Linked DNA regions of Mus musculus: region 1 is linked to region 2. Evidence: chromatin contacts called from ENCODE Hi-C or POLR2A ChIA-PET data. All regions are on one chromosome and are shown on one strand. The core of a region is the stretch at or near the end of the contact, and the rest is flanking DNA. Distances in the headings are between cores, read along the strand shown.

The links. A loop is a pair of places that touch in the nucleus more often than their neighbours do. ChIA-PET counts read pairs that join two places held with the same protein, here RNA polymerase II (POLR2A).
Region 1: a map of CH12F3 shows a loop between it and region 2 (2.6-fold over the local background). The contact joins the promoter of Plgrkt here to the promoter of Ak3 in region 2. A Hi-C loop is called at or near these places in 2 of 37 maps with a recorded cell type or tissue (CH12F3 and T-helper 1 cell). POLR2A ChIA-PET finds 5 or more read pairs at or near these places in 2 of 5 experiments (Patski and embryonic stem cell).

Annotation. Positions count from the first base shown.
Region 1 is chr19:29,358,580-29,364,369 of GRCm38, reverse strand. It overlaps Plgrkt (plasminogen receptor, C-terminal lysine transmembrane protein), which reads left to right and starts at 2,499. Exons shown (of 6, transcript NM_026362.2): 1 at 2,499-2,573; 2 at 3,443-3,553. It also overlaps a transcript of Cd274 not described here.
Region 2 is chr19:29,046,340-29,052,498 of GRCm38, reverse strand. Ak3 (adenylate kinase 3) reads left to right here and starts at 4,538. Exons shown (of 5, transcript NM_021299.2): 1 at 4,538-4,820. The coding sequence starts at 4,670. It overlaps 1700018L02Rik (RIKEN cDNA 1700018L02 gene), which reads right to left and starts at 5,016. Exons shown (of 1, transcript NR_028360.1): 1 at 3,770-5,016.

The sequences.
Region 1 (5,790 bases), core at 1,250-3,749, 310 kb before region 2:
AGCAGGGTCATGTGCGTTGCATGGGTTGCAGGAGAAGGAAGTTAGCAAGCAGGTGCTTAGTCAATACTGACATCACAGCTGAAAAGCACCCTAAAGAGAAACAGCTACAAGTTTCCTGCTCATCAGCTGTGCGGTTATTTACATACAGCCTAGGAAGGCTAAAGCCCACACCCTCATCACTATTCCCCAGGGCTTCCCCAGTCAAGCTTCTCTTGGGATGCTATGAAATGCTTGGGCTGCGCCACATGAAGCTTCATCTGATTCAGGTTACACTCTGAGATGTACCGGCGGCCCCTGCTCGGAATAGTCTTCCTTGGCTACAGCATCATTTAAAAAAAAAAAAGCCTATCAAATTAATAAGATGAAATCACAGTAATGATTAAAAGTGTCAGTAATAGTAAAACGGGTGCATACACTAGGTTACCTAACTTGTATTATGAGTTGTGCTTCCTGGAGTCACCTCCACTTCAGGGCTGTGTAATTGGAGACATCTCGCTCAAGTAACTTGTGGAAGCTTACGTGTTCAGGAAAGGATACAAGTGGGAGTGAAACCCGGAACGATGCCCCAGTGTCTGCTACACAGCGGCCACACAGGTGGACTGTCAGGTGAGCGTCCTCATCCACTGCCATCAATCACAGTGTGTGGATTTTAAGGCCTTGACTTACTACTGTATGCCCCAGCCATTCTACCCCTACTACCCAAGACAACTGACAACATGCTCACAAAACTAGCAATGTTCTTCATACTAGACTAAATAGAATCATGCAAATGTCCATCGGTCTCAATGGACACACAAAATGCCTTATAGTCATACACTGGACTACTATTTAGTCCCAACAAGAAATGGAGCCATAATCCATGCTATAGTTTACCTGTTTAATTTTTCTTTCCATTTAACATGTATTTACTCTCTGTGTGCGCAAGTGCACACTCATACGTGGAACAGTTAGGGATGTCAGAAGACAGCTAACAATAATGGGTTCTTCCCTTCCACTATGTGGAGCCCAGAAATAGAACTGGGTCTCAGGGTGGTAAGCATGTTTACCCACTGAGCCATCTCACCAGCCCCTACTATAGCTTAGATACACACACACACACACACACACACACACACACACACACACTAGTGTTAAAGTAAAAGAAGTCAGCTCGGCATGGTGGTGCACGCCTTTAATCCCAGCACTTGGGAGACAGAGGCAGGCAAATTTCTGAGTTCGAGGCCAGCCTGGTCTACAGAGTGAGTTCCAGGACAGCCAGGGCTACACAGAGAAACCCTGTCTCAAACAACAACAGCATCAACAACAACAACAAAAAAAAAATAACAAAAACAAAAGAAGTCCGTTTCATTTATACGAACTATCTAGAATATGTAAGTCTTTGAAAAGGTAGAACATAGATTAAGATGGGGTCTCTAGGGTGACTGCATGTGACATTATCCATAAAGATAGGTTCTATAGATTGACTGAGAAAAACAGCTCATGATGAGGGAAGGATCTGGTGAGGTCTCGCACACACAGTGCAAATGTTAACCACTTCTGCTCCCAGTCTTCTGGGCGGAAAACACATTCTAAATCTTTCTCTTTGAAGCTACAACCCTGTGTGTTTAACATTCTTGGTTCCCACAGTGTTTATCTGAAGGTACAACGACCTCTGTTCCTCGTACAGGTTACAGAGCTGGGAACAGAACGGAGACAAGTTTAGTCTGCACGTATAGACACTACTTCCTACCTTAGGGATGGGCTACTTGTTTCTCTCCAAAAGCATTTACTCCTAGCAACACCCATCTCCTCCCACAAATAGAACTAAATAAAGATTCTGTTGCAATTTTCCCATCCAAGTAATGTTTGGAATGAGGGATCTAAAAGTCAGAATAAGGAACACTGGAACTAAAAACATCTATACAAGCCTGCGAGGCTAGATATGCCTGGAAGAGGCTAGATTGCCTTCTCTAAGGTGTGGAGCCAACACATGCTAATGCAGAGCCCTTCCTAAAGGTTGTGATTCACATACTATTTCCCCAACCGGTTACATAGTAAGTGCTAATGGGTCCAGTGTTTCCTAGTGAAGTTCGGAGTTGTACTATAGACAGACAATTCTGGTAGGAGTACGAAATATGGAAAACGCATAGGGAAATACGGAAATTCTGGTCACTGTCTGCTTTTGTTCCCTGGTTACCTTTAAGCGAGATTTGGTGATGGGTTTTGTTGTTGTTTTTGTTTTGTTTTTGAGGCACCGGACTCCGAGGACTTGAAACATTTCCACGCTGCTTCCTTGGGCCTTCCCTCAAAATCACGCACCTTACAAGACCATGCAGGTTGGAATTTGCGGTTCTGTCCCGCCCCGCCCACCTCCCGGCTCCAGGCGCCTGCACCGGAAGAACACCCCAGGCCTCCGCGGGCACCCGAGCGCTTAAGGGAGCCAAAGGCCACGCTGATTGGTTGAAGCTCGTGATCCACTGTCATAGCCAACCAATCCTGGGGCTCTGCCGAAGCAAGGTACTGTCCCTGCGCTGATCGCTCTGGAGCTCTGGCTAGAGGCCTCTGCTGCGGTCACCGTCCCCGCACCGTGTCGCGTGAGTGTTTCGGGTCACAGACACCTGGGAGGGAGGGGTCGGCTCCGTCGCACGGTCCCGCACAGCTGCAGCTCTGGCTGGGCAGGGAAGGCCAGGGCTCTGGGTTCTTGCTGATGCCTCCGAGGCTGACAGGTATTGCCAACCCAGTTCTGTGAGTGTGATCTCTCTGTACCATTGTCACCAAGTTGGGACAAGACTGCAGAGTGCAATGGACAGGAAAATGGAATTCCTTTAGGGAAATACCTATATGACGCTAAACTGGCTCAACAGAGCGAGAGTGGAAACAAAACAAAACACCCCCAGAGGTTATGTGCTTCCTGCTAGGGGACTTGGTTTGGAAGAGTTATTGAGAATGATAGTGATGTTGTGACTAGCCAAAAATTCTGGTACTAAATCAGGGAAGAAATCTGGATGACAGAAATCGTGTAGAATTTCTTTCCTTCTAAATGGAATCCAGGTTCCAAGGATGACCAGGGAAAGTCTGTCTGGGATCTGTACAATCAGGACACCCTTCCCAACACGCCTTTCCAGAGTAATTTGAATCATGGCCTCTTGGAACAGGAGACACGCCTGCCTCCCCATCCTCAACCCAAAACAAACAAACAAACAAAAATCCAGGAGCAGCCTGGACTCACATCTGTATCCTCCATCCTATAGGACATGGTGGTTGTCTGTGTTGCCTGTAATAAGTCAGTTTGGGGCCACGCTTACTTATCGCTGATAATATCGTGTCTCTGGGAGAGAGACATTTGGAGGTATTTGGGACATCCTAAGGAAAGAGTGCAACATGGCTTTGTTAGGTATGGTCAGAAGAGGTTGGAAACACTGTTCAAGGGTGAAGTTACAGGGTGTGGCATGCTCATTGGCAGGTGAGATCTCCAGAGGGACACTCCTGTTTGCCTTCTATATTTAACCGTGTACCTGAGATTTCCCCCGACACATCCAAAGTCCAAGTCCAAGAGAGCAAGGCCCAGAAGGAGGTAAGCCTAAATCCTAGCTAGCTTTTCAAAGTGTTTCTCTTCTCTTCTCTAGACGATTGACTGAAAGATTGTCCGACCACTTCAAGGGATGGAGAGCTAACCCCCTTAGGCCAAGGGACTGAGGGGAGAGTGTGTGTGTGTGTGTGTGTGTACTAGAAAACAGTCGGTTTCTTTGAAGATGTTTGAAGATGCTTGCAGCAGATGTAAAAATTCAACCGTCTGCTCCGACATGCAAAAGAAAACTAAAGGATGTTGAGCAGCCTGACAAGGTTGATCTTCTGTCAAGCATTCCTTATTTTGTGCAATTATTTGTGTGAAATAGAAGCCACAGAGACTATCATGATGGATGATAACACTTCTCCTGCAGGCTCAGCTGGAAATGACTCATGTGAGCTGCCAATACTTAGATAAGAGAGCAAACGGCTAGAGACCCCTCCACGATGAGTGCCCTCTGCCGCTGCTGGTAGGGTGCTAAGTGGGACAGTGAGAGTCAGGAGGAATCATGATGTCCCAGGGCTGTGGAAGGCTCTCTCTTCCTTCCTGGGAAGTAGTTCAGCCTCTGCTCAGCCTCGCAGCTGATTGGCTCAAGGGCTGCTTAATTCCAGGGTGCGATCTTCGTCTTTGTCAGAATACACGGAAATCATTGAAACCAGGCTGTCAGTTCATACTCCCCTGGAGCCCGACTAACAGGGTAACCATCCCAACTGATTCGAACTACCCCTGTTCTCCATGCTCATCTGCTAGGTTACTCTAAACCCAGGGATTTCCTTATGAGGAAAGCTGTGGAAATAACTGTTGTCCGGGATTTCCTCAGATTATACATAAATCCTGGCTGTGAAGCATTGAGACGGGCTGCTGTGGTGGAAAGGTATTTAACAGCCTAAGACAGCACTGAAGAGAGTGGAGATGTTGTGACACGCCCCCCCGCCCCCCCCCCCCGGGCCTTATGGTCTTCTGAAAAACCAATAACTAACCAAAGTGTTTCTCTGAACATACTCAGTTATATTTAGAACAAAGTTAGGAGTTCTTACCCATAGTTTATAGCCCTCTGGGGTAGCTGTTATACCTAAATAACAAGGCCATGCCTGATGTAGAGGGTGGCTCAAGTCAGTTTTTAAGGAAATGATGGTAAAAAAGGCGATATAGATCATAAGGGGAAAGAAAATCAAAATTTGAATTCATGTCCCAGGCTAGTAAAACAAAACAGCCATTCTATTTTTTAATTTTACTGTAAAATTCAATGAACTATATTGAGCATATTATTATAAAAAAAAAGGTCTGTACTTCTTCAGGCTAACCTAAGTGTTTCTGAGAACAGTAACATCGGCTAAGATAAACCACAATGTTCGGTGTATATTCGGTGTAATAAATGCAGTTTTCTCTCAATGGTATTTCCAACTTGCAATGAGCTTATTGTGCTATAACTTCCATTGGAAATAATGGAGAAACTCTACCATGTGGTCATTTTAAAACTCCATTTCTGGGCTGAGGAGATGGCTTGGTGGGTAAAGCACTTGCCATGCAATCATGAAGACCTGTGCTGAAAGCTTGCACATCAATGACGACCTGGGCACAGAGGCACACATCTGTAATTGCAGTGGTGAGATGAGAGGCAGACACAGGAGGATCCCTGGACGCTCCCGACCAGCTAGCCTGGGGTACACAGCTAAGAGGAACATTCCGGAAAGACTGTCTCAAACAAGGTGGAACGTGCAGAACAATACCCAGGGTTACCCTCTGACCTGGAGGAGCGCTGTGGCACACACCCACCTGCACTCACGCACATGAATGAATATATACACTCACACAAACTTCCCATTCCTGGGGATCCATTTGCAAAGGCGTGTGAGCATCCTCACCCTGCCCTTTTGAGAGCCTCGGTAACGTGGAGAGAATGAAGGCGAGGCTGGAGAAAACTGGCTAGGGGGAAATCAGCTGCAAGAGGATGAGACCTGTGTCAGAGAAGGAGGGGAGCATGAGACGTCAGGAGAAATACTGAAGAATTGACCCTAAGACACTTACATCTTAAGACACAAGGTCAAGAGGGACAGACGACAGTTCTGAACTCACATCCTCAGATGCATGGTCTTCCTGTCTGTCAGAACAGCTGGTATGAAGGTGAATCACATTAGACTTATAGAAGGGAAAACCGAGGTAACGTGGCACTGTGTGTTCACAGAGCAGGGAGAGATGGGAAATCATTTCAGTCAGCTGTTCTTGGCTGAGAGAAGGATGCT
Region 2 (6,159 bases), core at 3,289-5,788:
CCCACCATGTAGTCCTGGCTGGCCCCGAACTCACAGAGATCTGCCTGCCTCTGTTTTCCCAGGTGCTGGGATTAAAGGTGGGTAATGTCACATCTGGCTACCCAGTTCTCACGACCTGTGTGGCTGCACTCTTGCTCACATTAATACTTAAAACCATCTCGATCATTTCCTTTTATCTCGGGTCGTTTGGGAAGGGTTCATTCAGCTGGGTGGCTTTAACTAGAGGTGGCTTGTGTATTACTCTCGTTATGCGGCTGCTCCACGTGGGCTAGGCTTTCTTACATTGCTGTGTCCCAGGGTAGTCAGATGGTCTTACGCAGCTACTGCAGGTTTCCAAATTGAGTGTTGCAGCCAACAGTCAGAAAACCAGAGCTGCTTCATTCTTCAGGGCCTATCCTTACTCAGCTCGTTAGAACAGTCACAAGAGCCTACCCAGTTCAGAGGTTGAGGGAACACAACACAGACTGGCTTCTTCAGTGGGGAAGTGACGGGAACAGAACTCGGAAACAGCACTCGGGAAGATCACGGAGTCTCTAACTTGGGTGTGAGCCGCTGCCATCTTTAGACAATCCCACTTGGCCACAGCAGCTGATAAGACCCTGTGGGACATGGATGATCTCGACCTCCCATGCTCTCCGGTTATCTCCTCCCCTGTTTGCTCCAGACCCTCGACTTTCAGACCGCTTTCTCGGCATTCCTCCCCTCAGCACCTTTTCTTCGGATCTTTCCATTCTCTCTCCAGAACATTCTTCCTCCGGTTATCTGGATGGCTTGTTCTCAGCCTCAAAATGTTGACCTGTGTGACAATACCTCCTATTCTCATTTCATAACAGCAACAGCTTTATCCTAACCCCACCTCTCCTCTCCTATATTTTTTTCTGTGGCACCTCTGAACATCCGCCATTCTATGCATTTTTATGTTTGTGTCTATCTTCTTTCCCCAGCGGAATGTCAGCTCAAGCAATGCATCTCCTTTGTTTAGGTTTGTGTGCTTGTCTGTTGTGCTGCTGGGAGTCAAATCCAGGCCCTCGTCCTCACCAGATAAAGATTCTATCACCGAGCTACATCCGCAGTTCCCGTTTTAGGTTTGAAACAGCACGCTTTGGCCATCAATCACCAAGGACCTGAGACTGACGAACAGCAACATCAGGGGGCTTGGAGGTAAATCCTCTCTGGGTTGAGGTTGGAGAAGATAGTAGTTCCATCCAATACCTTTGCGGTAGCATTTTCTAAGACGGTGAGCCACAGGCACCTAGCTGAGCTGTGCTTGTGTCTGCATTCCTGATGGATGCTAACTATGGGATAATAGCTATTATTGTTTTAAGTTGCTAAGTTTTGGGATAATTGGCTAAGTTGTAATTGGTAACTAATAAAGAATCTCTAAGCTAGATTATTTTACTACTGGTTTCTTATGAAGTGTCTACACACACACACACACACACACACACTCTAGGTCATGGGACTTGCTTGGCCAATGAGGTGTCACAAAAGTCAGGAAAGAAGAGATGTAAGAAGGATTTACAAAACACACTCCCCTCCAGGAACCCAGGCGCCATAGATCTGCAGATCAGGAGACTGAAGAGCAGTTGGACAAACACCCACTTTTCCAGTCTGTTCTAACCATCCAGCCCAGTGAGTAAGTCATGGGGAACCAGTGTGAGAAGCTAAATCACGCTGTGTGTACTAAGCCAACAAAGGCTTGGGCCACTTCTACTGCAATAGGTACCAGACACGCCCTCCTCTTCCGGGTTCTTTTGTCTTTTCCCAACGCCAGTGCTAGTCAGGGCTTCCCAGACACTGACTCCAGGTAGCCTTCCTTCTCACTCCCTAGCTCATGCTGAGACAATGCGCACACACACAGATTTCTGGAACAGTATATTCATTTCCCAGGCCTTGCCATAACAAACAGCCTGGAATGTCGAGCTTAAAGGGAAGGGATGGTTTCTCTTATAGTTTGGGAAACTTTGAGCCAAATGCAAGGAATGAGCAGGGTCGGGAGTTCTCATCAGGTCTCTAAGAGAGAACAGTGCCTTGTCTTTCTCTAGGCATCTGGTGTTGTCACTGCTCTTTGGCATTCCTTGGCTTGCAGCCTTTTAGCTCCAGTCTCTGGCCTGTTACCACACACTATTGGTGTCTTCATATCACATCTGGTAAAGACGATGACTGATCACCCCAACATGATCTCCCTAACTATTCCTGGAACAGCTCTAAATAAGGTCACACACTGAGACCTAGTGCCAGCCACACCCCCACATTTTTAGGGAGACAGTTTAACCTATGCCACATACCTATAATCCCTGATCCACTCTGTCCATTCTAAGGACTTAAAATATTCTGGAGTTTAATGTGACAAAACAGTACTCCTTAGTGTCTCCTCAACAGGCATTTACTGACTGCCTACTACACACAGGGCACTCCTCTGAGCTTTCTTCAATACAAATGGACCTGTATAAACATTTGGCCATGGGTAGTTCAGGCACCCTTGCGAGATTAAAATTCAAATTAACTTTGTGTTCCACTATTATCAATAGTGTAACTTAAACAGGAAAACAAAACCTCACACAAATAAATACCTGTGTGTGTCGAAATGACTGCCCTGGGCCCAGTTGCCAAGAGACGTCCCAGTTTGGCAGCCTCTTACTCCTCTACAATCAACAGCTTTGAGCTCCCGTGGGCCTGTTAAAGTGACCACACACCCTGCTGCCTCCCACCCTAAGTCTCTAAGCACCTCAGTCTTACATACTCATGTTTGCTTCTGTCTTCTCTCCCCAGTAGAACGAACGCTAACTCCAAGAGAACAAGCAATGGATCTCTCTGTTCGGGTTTGTGTGTTTGCTTGTTGTAGTGTTGGGAGCGGGATTCTTAGCTGCTCCAAAATTGTTTGAACACCCCACCCCCATAATCGAAATTTTCAAGGCTGAAACCACAAATGTTCCCAACTGCGGAGATTGGAAATGCTTTTCTCCACCACCAGGTTTTCTGATTCTAGTGTTGCGTAACCTGCTCTTGCCCAGACCTTTCCATTCTTGCCTTCCTCCCTCCCTTCCTTCCTTTACCTCGGGGTACCCTCATGCTCTCCTCCTAATTCCACACACAGGCACGGACTGTGTAATTTACTTATTTACTAACTCCTTCTTGTGCAGCAATAACAACGGGAGAGCCACTCATTTGCTTTTTTAAGTACAGGGATGTCTGCCTCACCTTGCCACGGAGACCACGTCTTCTCTCTGAGCAAGCAAACCTACCTTGCTACCCTCTCCATCACCCCCGAAATAATTACTTGGAAACAGCAAGTAGTTCTGAACCAGTCATTTGGCAGCCTTTGAGGGGGCACACATGGTGTTTCCTTTAGAGACACTTTTCTGTTTTCCCGGTGCCCGGCACAAGGAAACCGTATCAGGCGGACAGTGGGCAACGTTTACGGAGCACTTTGTAGTTGGTCTTGTACAGGCAATCCACACACCGTTCTACTCCACACCAATCTCCTGCGTCCATTTTACAGATAAAATAAGACTCAATCGCTTCTCTTCTGCATCCGTTCGTACCTCACTCTCCCTCTCTGTACTTCAGTTTTCAGAGCCCACGCCAGGGCATCACTGCTCCCTCCCACACCTTCTGGTTAGTTGTTGTTTGGTTTTTCAAGACAGGGTTTCTCTGTGTAGCCCATGCTGTCCTGGAACTCGCTCTGTAGATCAGGCTGGCCAGGAATCCTGAGATCTGCCTGCCTCTACCTGGGTGCGGGGTTTAAAGACGTCTATCACTGCTGCCTGCTGGTTTGTTATTGTTTTTATTCACAGTACTGTTTCAAAAAGCCTTACTTCCACCCCTGGACAAACAAGCAAGAAAACAAACGGACAGCAGTAGAAACTCGGGTTTGTTCAGCATAGCATTCTCGGAGGCCTCTAAGTACAGTGGCACACAGTAGGCACTGGGTAGCTCTTCCTGAAATGAATGCATTTCTGAAGGAGCTAGTATGTTTGACCTCTGCGGAAGTTAACGGTGACAGCTACTTTTGGTTCTGAAAGTGGATTCAGGGAGATGAGACACATACTTCACTTGATGAAAGCTTCTGTGAGGAGGGTTCCAGGTCACCCCTGGAGGAGAAGGAAATGGGGTGAAAAGGCAGAGGGAAGAAGGTCAAGGGAGGATTGGTGTGAAAAGGTGGGGAACACCTGGTGAACCAGAGGGGCCGAGGGGACACAACACGGGGGCATGCTGCTTCCTGTTGGGTCTGAGCAGGACAGAACTTGGCTCTTAGAAAAGACTAAGGGTGAAAAAGGTGAACACAGAGGGGGGAAAAAAATGAAATCCAGGCACTCAGAGGTGCCAGCGGGAGACTAGAAGTAGAACGGGGTGCTCAGAGGTTGTCCACTGGGGAGAATGCAGACGGGCGCAGCCTGCAGGCTGGGACCAGGCAGCACAGGGCACGAGGGTCTGGGGATGCCAAGAGGCGCCGGGTGGAGCTCAAGGGAGTGGGGTGCAGGGGCGCGGAGGGGCGGTGCAGCAGCCGGCGGGGCGGCCCCGGTGGCCGTCGCTCACTTCCGGGAGAGCCGGGCGTCCTGGCCACCGCCCGCTTGCAGCTGCCAGCCCTCCAGGGCCGCGGAGCCTGTGAGCGCGCAGGCCAGGCCACAGACCAGCGTCTGCGCAGCTCGGACCACCGCCAGCCACCATGGGGGCGTCGGGGCGGCTGCTGCGCGCCGTGATCATGGGGGCCCCGGGCTCCGGCAAGGGCACCGTGTCGTCACGCATCACCAAACACTTCGAGCTGAAGCACCTCTCCAGCGGGGACCTGCTCCGCCAGAACATGCTGCAGGGCACAGGTGGGAGCTGAGACCGAGGGCTGGCGGCGTGCGATCGTCCCGGCGGGGCTTTGCGGGCCGGGGTCGAGGGTCCTGCGACGCGGGTGCAGCGCTCCCCGACCTCGCCTGGGGAAAGAGCCGTTGCGCCCCGAATCCTCTGGCCTCCGTGGGCAGCTTCGGGTAGATGGGGGAGGGGGAAGGAAAGGACTAGGAAGTTCAAAGACTGAAGGAAAGCCCTTGGCTTTGTTTTTAGAAGCTCATTCGACACAGCTGGCAGCTGCGGTGGGGGTCCAGCCGGGGGGAGCTGTGCCTGTCTCTCCACGTGTCCTTGTATGCAGAAGGCAGGCTTTGGCTCTGCCAGGGCTAGCTTCTTTTTTTTTTTTTTCCCTACACCCCCCCCTCCCGCCCATGGTAAGCTCCGTGGGATCTTGTAATTCTGACCTTTCTCTCTGCAAGGTCAAGTATTACTTATTTTCATTGCAGTCACAAAGTTGGCTTAGATTTTGATGCCCCCAGACATTTCTTAGTCACTAAAGTTGTCCTTGTAACAGTTACATAAACGATTGCTGTGTTTCTCCTTCCAAAGTCTTCTAACTCAGCACAAAAAATCTAGCCAACACTTTACAAAGGGTGGGTTTGTGGTAAGTTCTATTTTAAGAAAAGCATTTTTAAATTTATTTTTTGGGACAGTGTCATTCGATGTATTCAAGGATAACTTTAACTTAAGTTTGACATCCTCCTGTCTCAGCCTCCCTAGTGAGTGCTGGGATTCCAGGCGCCAGCCAACTAACAGCTGTAAACTATTTTTTAAAAGCTTGCACTAGATGTGTTTCTCCACAATAGTGTTGACCTTCAATTTCAAACTAGTGCCTATTTTGAAAATTCATTTGAAGCTTATTTACACAGAAATAATACCTGTTCAAGGTTTTAAAAAAAAGAAAGTAAAGGCCAGGGAGAGGAGGGAAGACAGAAATGTATAAAGTAAAAAGCAAAGTTTTCTCTTAGTCCCTACCTCAGCCCAGAACCTCGGAGAGAAACAGTCTATCTCCTTCTGGAAATGTCTTTGTGTAAAGCTCCTTCTTACAACCTCAGTGTATCAAGTTACCATCTACTTACTCCACATCAGTGTTTTCGCACACTGCATTCAGCCTGCCATCCCATATGGAGACGTTGTCCGGTTCCGCACTGCACTGCTTACCCTGTGTCTGCTGAATCTACCGCGATTTATTTACCTCTCCACTCCCTCCTGGCGGGTGTATAGCTAGTTTCTAGGAAAGGGTGTTTTTTGTTTGTTTAAAAGACACTGATATTCAAGTGTGTGCGTGGGGGTGGGGGTGTGTGAAAACCCACAGTTTTCAGT